2 separate regions of the Homo sapiens genome follow, and region 2 is linked to region 1. A link is a loop called in an ENCODE intact Hi-C map of the cell type or tissue named here. Cell type or tissue: heart left ventricle. All regions are shown on one strand. Links, peaks and the distances in the headings refer to the core of each region. The heading gives the core; the rest is flanking DNA. Region 1 has its middle 64 kb from the start of LINC00910. Region 2 overlaps CCDC200 (coiled-coil domain containing 200).

Region 1 (2,914 bases), core at 107-2,606:
ATCAAATTGTTACCCCTGAACATCCTGAATTAGGGAAATTAGCTGCAGCCATGACAGGAATAAGGATATGGAACGCTACCTATCAAATCTCTCCTACTAATACCAAGACACTCATATTCAAGATCACCTTGATGTCAGGACAGGTGATACATATCAGGAGCTGTGTCAAATCCCCTTACATGCTGCTAGTTGGAATTATAATTATTACTCCCAATACACAAACTATAGAATGTAATGATTGTAAGCTGTTCACGTGTATCGATGCTACTTTTAATCCCAGAACAAGTATTCTTTTGATAAGGGCTAGGAAGGGGGTATGGATATAATTTCTTTACATCATCCATGGAAGTCTTCCCCCTCTATACACATAGTCAGTGAACTTCTTAAGGGTATCCTCAAAAGAACCAAGAGATTCATTTTTACTCTTATTGCAGTCATTGCAGGACTAATTGCCATTACTGCAACAGCGACAACCGTTGGAGTTGCTATCCACAACTCTGTTCAAACCGCTCAATATGTGGAAGCATGGCAAAAAAAACTCCACCAAACTCTGAAATTCTCATGCTCAAGTTGATCAAAAATTGGCTAATCAAATTAATTATCTCCACCAGAGTGTAATCTGACTGGGAGATAGAGTTATGAATCTGGAACACCATATGCAATTACAGTGCGATTGGAATACTTCTGATTATTGCATAAAACCTTATGTTTATAATAAAGATCAACATAGTGGGGAAGAAGTCTCAAGACATTTAAAAGCCTGGGATGATAACTTAACCTTAGATATTTCAAAACCTAAAGAACACGTTTTTGAGGCCTCACAGGCTCATTTAACTACTGCTCCTGCCTTGGGCAGTTTTGAAGGAATAACTAAAGGATTATCTGATCTTAATCCCTTTAAATGGATCAAACCCCTCGGAGGATCATCGTTGTCATTGGCATTATTAATACTGGTATGTTTATGTTGTCTACTTTTAGTCTGCAGATGTCTCCAAGGAGGCCGAGGACAAGTCCCAAGTCAACGACAAGCAATGATGGCAATGATGATCCTAGTCAATAAAAAGTGGGGAGATGTGGGTGGTAAGCCACCGACGTCCCAAGGCAAGAGACGGAGAGCACGAGCTGTTCCAGTATAATAAAGAAAATATTTAGAATAAGAATAGTCATACTAGAAATAGAATATAGATAGGATTATATGTGATTATATGTGAATATTATTAATCAGTTTGTAGCATTACTCTTTATTCCAATATAATAATCTCTGTTCTACAATTATAACCTAGGAAAATCTAGGCCATACAGAGATAGGAGCTGAAGGAACATGGTGAGAAGTGACCAGAAGACAAGAGTGTGAGCCCTCTGTCATGCCCGGGCAGGGCCACTAGGAGGGCTCCTTGGTGAAGCGGTAACGCCAGTGTCTGGGAAGGCACCCGTTACTTAGCAGACCAGGAAAGGGACTCTGCCTTTCCCTGCGGAGTAAGAGAAGACTCTGCTCCACCACCTCTTGTGGAAGGCCTGACATTAGTCAGACCCGCCTGCAACCATGCCTGCAGGCATCCGGAGACCTAAACGTCTCCCTGTGATGCTGTGCTTCAGTGGTCCTGGTCCACTTTCATTTTCCGCTCTGTGCACATGGCCCCGCCTTCTGGATAGCAGCAGCACAATTAGTGAAAGTATTAGAGTCTTTGATCTTCCCAAGAAATGCAAAGAAGAAATAATGACGTAAGCTCTCCCCTCTCTGTCTCTGCCTCGGCTACCAAACAGGGAAGGGCCCCCTGTACAGTGGATGCATGACTCGCGTGCCCTTACCTATCATTGGCCATGACTCGCACTCCTTACCATGCCCCCTTGCCTTGTATACAATAAATAACAGCGTAGCTAGGCCTTCAGGGCCACTACCGGTCTCCGAGTTTTCGTGGTAGTGTTCCCGTGGGCCCAGCTGTGTTTTCTACTATCTCTTTGTCCGGTGTTTTTATTTCCATGATCTATTGTCTCCGCACACATACAGAAAAACCCACAGGCCCTGTAGGGCTGCACCCTACAGAAAGCCATCCAGATGCCAAGGCAAGACACTGAACGCAGAAGCTGTTCCAATATAATAAAGAAAATAGGATAAAAGAAAGTTATATCAGACATAGGATACAGAGATGATTACATATGGATATTATCAATTATTAGTTTTTAGTATTAATCTTTGTTATTATAACCGAGGAAAAAACAGGCCATACAGAGTAAGAAGTAGAGGGGACAATGTGAGAGGTAACCAGAAGACAAGAGTATGAGCCCTCTGTCATGCCCGGATAACGGCTGCTTGAGGGCTCCATGGTCTTGTGGTAGTGCCTCTTCCTCGGAAGGCACCTGTTATTTAGAACACTTTGGTCTAGCGGTAATGCCAGTGCCTGGGAAGGCCCTGGTTACTTAGCAGGCCTTGGTCTAGCGGTGGCCCCAGTGCCTGGGAAGGCACCCGTTACTTAGCAGACCCGGAAAGGGAATCTCCCTCTCTCCAGGGGAGACAGAGAACGCTCCGCTCCACCACCTCTTGTGGGAGGTCTGACATTAGCCAGGCCGGCCCGCAGTCATCCGGAGGCTCCAACGTCTGTCTCCCTGTGATGCTGTGCTTCAGTGGTCACGCTCCTTGTTCACTTTCATGTTCAGCCTGTACACCTGGCTCCTCCTTTTAAGTTCTTAGAAGACAGCAGTAGCAGAACTAGTAGGAGTACCACAGTCTTCGATCTTTCTGATAAGTGCATAGAAGAAACGCTGACGTTTGCTGTCCTCCCTCTCCACCTCGGCTACCACAAAGGGAAAGGCCCCCTGTCCAGTGGACACGTGACTCGCGTGACCTATCGATCATTGGAGATGACTGGCACTCCTTACCCTGCCCCCTTGCCTTGACTACAATAAATAGCAGCGC
Region 2 (2,914 bases), core at 272-2,771, 100 kb after region 1:
ATCACGCCACTATATTCCAGCCTGCGAGACAAAGTGAGACCCTGTTGCACACAAAAAAATAAATAAATACAAGTAATTAAAATTAGTTTCACTTGTTTTTTCTTCTTCTTCTTTTTTTGAGACAAGGTCTTCCTCTGTCACCAAACCTGGAGTGTGACGGCCCATTCATAGCTCACTGCAGCCTTGATCTCCTGGGCTCAAGCCATCCTCCAGCCTCAGCCTCCTGAGTAGCTGGGACTACAGGCATGCACCACCATGCCTAGCTAATTTTTTGTAAAGACCAGGTCTCACTATGTTGCCCAGGCTGGCCTCAAACTCCTAGCTTCAAACAATCCTCCTGTCTCAGTGCCACAAAGCGTGGATTACAGGCATGTGCCACTGTGCCTGGCCCTATTTCTTCTTCTATGTGGCTATTAGAAAATTTAGTGGCTGGATGCAGTGGCTCACGCCTGTCATCCCAGCACTTTGGGAGGCCGAGGCGGGTGGATCACAAGGTCAGGAGTTCGAGACCATCCTGGCCAACATGGTGAAACCCCGCCTCTACTAAAAATACAAAAATTAGCTTGGCGTGGTGGCACATGCCTATAATCCCAGCTACTCAGGAGGCTGAGGCAGGAGAATCGCTTGAACTCAGGAAGCAGAGGTTGCAATGAGCCAAGATCAGGCCATTGCACTCCAGCCTGGGGGACAGAACGAGACTCTGTCTCAAACAAAAAAAAAAAAGAAAAAAAGAAAGAGAATTTAAAATTACACATGTAGCATGCAATATATATATATACTTTTTTTTTTTTTTTTTTAGACGGAGTCTCATTCTGTCGCCCAGGCTGGAGTGCAGTGGCATGATCCTGGCTCACTGCAACCTCCGCCTCCTGGGTTTAAGCAATTCTCCTGCCTCAGCCTCCTGAGTAGCTGGGATTACAGGTGCCTGCCACCAAGCCCAACTAATTTTTGTATTTTTAGTAGAGACGGGGTTTCACCATGTTGGTCAGGCTGGTCTCGAACTCCTGACCTCGTGATCCGCCCGCCTCGGCTTCCCAAAGTGCTGGGATGACAGGCGTGAGCCACCGCGTCCGGCCCAGCATGAATTATATTTTTATTTGACACTGCTATTTCAAAGCACTTGTAAGGTTTAGAAGCACCCTTGGGCTATTAAAAAAATCACTTTGGGAGGCTGAGGTGGGAGGATCGCTTGAGGCTAGGAGTTCCAAACCAACCTAGGCAACATAGGGGGACCCTGTCTCTACAGAAAATTTAAAAATTAGCAAGGCATGGTGGCACATGCATTTAGTCCAAGCTGCTCAGGAGGCTGAGGTGGAAGGATCGCTTGAGCCTGGGAGGTTGGGGCAGCAGTGAGCCAAGATTGCACCACTTACTGCACTCCAGCCTGGGCAACATAATGAGTCCCTGTCTCTATTAAAAAAAAAAAATTAACCGGGCATGGTGGTGTGCACCTGTAGTCCTAGCTACTTGCGAAGCTGAGGCAGGAGAATCACTTGAGCCCAGTAGTTCCAGATTACAGTGAGTCATAAAAGTGCTACTGCACTCCAGCCTGGGTGACAGAGTGGGAACCTATCTCTAAAAAACAAAACACAAGACATTTGCAGGGAATTACTCTTTATCCTCCAGCACTAAAAACTGCTTTCAGTGCTGAGCTCTCAAGTGAGGAAGCAGGTGCTCAGAGAGAGTGCTATTTCCTGGGCTGGGGCTGTGCCACCCAGAAATCGTTCTTGGGTGTCACAGTGGGTGAGGCAGACAGCGTAGGCCCAATTTCAGCCTCCAGCTCTAGGGAACAGAGACCACTGCCACCTATACTTCTCTACTCACTTGCCTTGTTCCCTGAAGTTTCTCTGGCAGATGGGTGATTGGGTGGGGAGAGGATGATGCCACTTGCCCGGGGGCTTCTTGCCAGGAACTGAAGAATCACCAGGAGGAAGAACAACAATCGGAGGAAAAACTCCAGCCACATAAGAAGTTAAATGTGCCGCAACCACCAGTGGCGAAATTGTGGACATCACAGGAGCAACCACAGCCATCACAGCAGCAGCCATCAGTGCAGCCACCATCACAGCCACCACCACAGCCATCAACATTGCCACAGGCACAGGTGTGGCCAGGGCCACAGCCACCACAACCACAGCCACCACCTCAGCCAACACAACCAAGTGCTCAAGCCCGTTGTACTCAGCACACCTCCAAATGCAATCTCCAGGATTCCCAAAGGCCAGGTCACCAGCCTACTTCAGCGGGGATCTACTAAGCTGGAGGGCAATCTCTGTATCAACAACAGATTCCAGGGTGGGCAGAAAATCCTTACAGACTCTGGACTGGAGCCTGGGAGTGGGAGGTGGTAAGGAGAGGAGCCCTTTGCTTCCATCCCGGCCCTGTAGTGTAGAATCCATATCTACCACCCTACCCTCTCTGACTCTCCCAAGTACCCTCGGCCTTTAATGCCTTGCTGGTCAACTCCCCCTGGGTGGGTTAATGCCAACCTACGGCTGCAAAGGAGCCTTCCAACTTCTGCAGAGAGTGGTTGAGAAGCTGTCGGCCCTTCTTCCAGAGTAAGCGTGACAGAGGAGGTGGGGGTGATCAGAGGGTGGGACATGAGTTGTAGGCTTATTAACAGATATACTGAGCCCCGTGAGGTCTGGAACAGGGAACCACAGCACAGCTTCCTAGTTGAGAATCTTCAGGAAGGGCTCAGTCTGTGCCCTGTCCCAGGTAGGAGCCTGTCCTCACTGCACCCCCATCACCCCCTGGGTCACCAGACACAAGCACTCCAGGCTTGCAGTATTCCATCCTTGGAAAACTGCTGGATGAGTAACCTGTACTTTGTTTCATCATCAGGTCTCATGAACCCATGCCAATCTAGCCCCATCAGAAACACTGGGTATTCACAACTCAAGGTAAGATAGGG

The links. A loop is a pair of places that touch in the nucleus more often than their neighbours do. Peaks named below come from ENCODE experiments on the same cell type or tissue, not always from the same donor. Only the 100,000 strongest peaks of a DNase experiment are listed, where the experiment ranks them.
Region 2: it touches region 1 in a loop (3-fold over the local background); 21 of 110 quality-filtered maps call a loop at or near these places.

The regions. Positions count from the first base shown.
Region 1 is chr17:43,323,292-43,326,205 of GRCh38, reverse strand. No RefSeq gene overlaps it. Among named protein-coding and RNA genes, the nearest start is that of LINC00910, 64 kb to the left of the region's middle. RefSeq lists enhancers at 1,617-1,806, 2,550-2,914. In heart left ventricle, for the core only: no CTCF peak of the experiment used is centred there; no DNase peak of the experiment used is centred there.
Region 2 is chr17:43,223,545-43,226,458 of GRCh38, reverse strand. It overlaps CCDC200 (coiled-coil domain containing 200), which reads left to right. Exons shown (of 4, transcript NM_001363254.2): 2 at 1,910-2,225; 3 at 2,845-2,903. Among named protein-coding and RNA genes, the nearest start is that of CCDC200, 3.6 kb to the left of the region's middle. In heart left ventricle, for the core only: no CTCF peak of the experiment used is centred there; no DNase peak of the experiment used is centred there.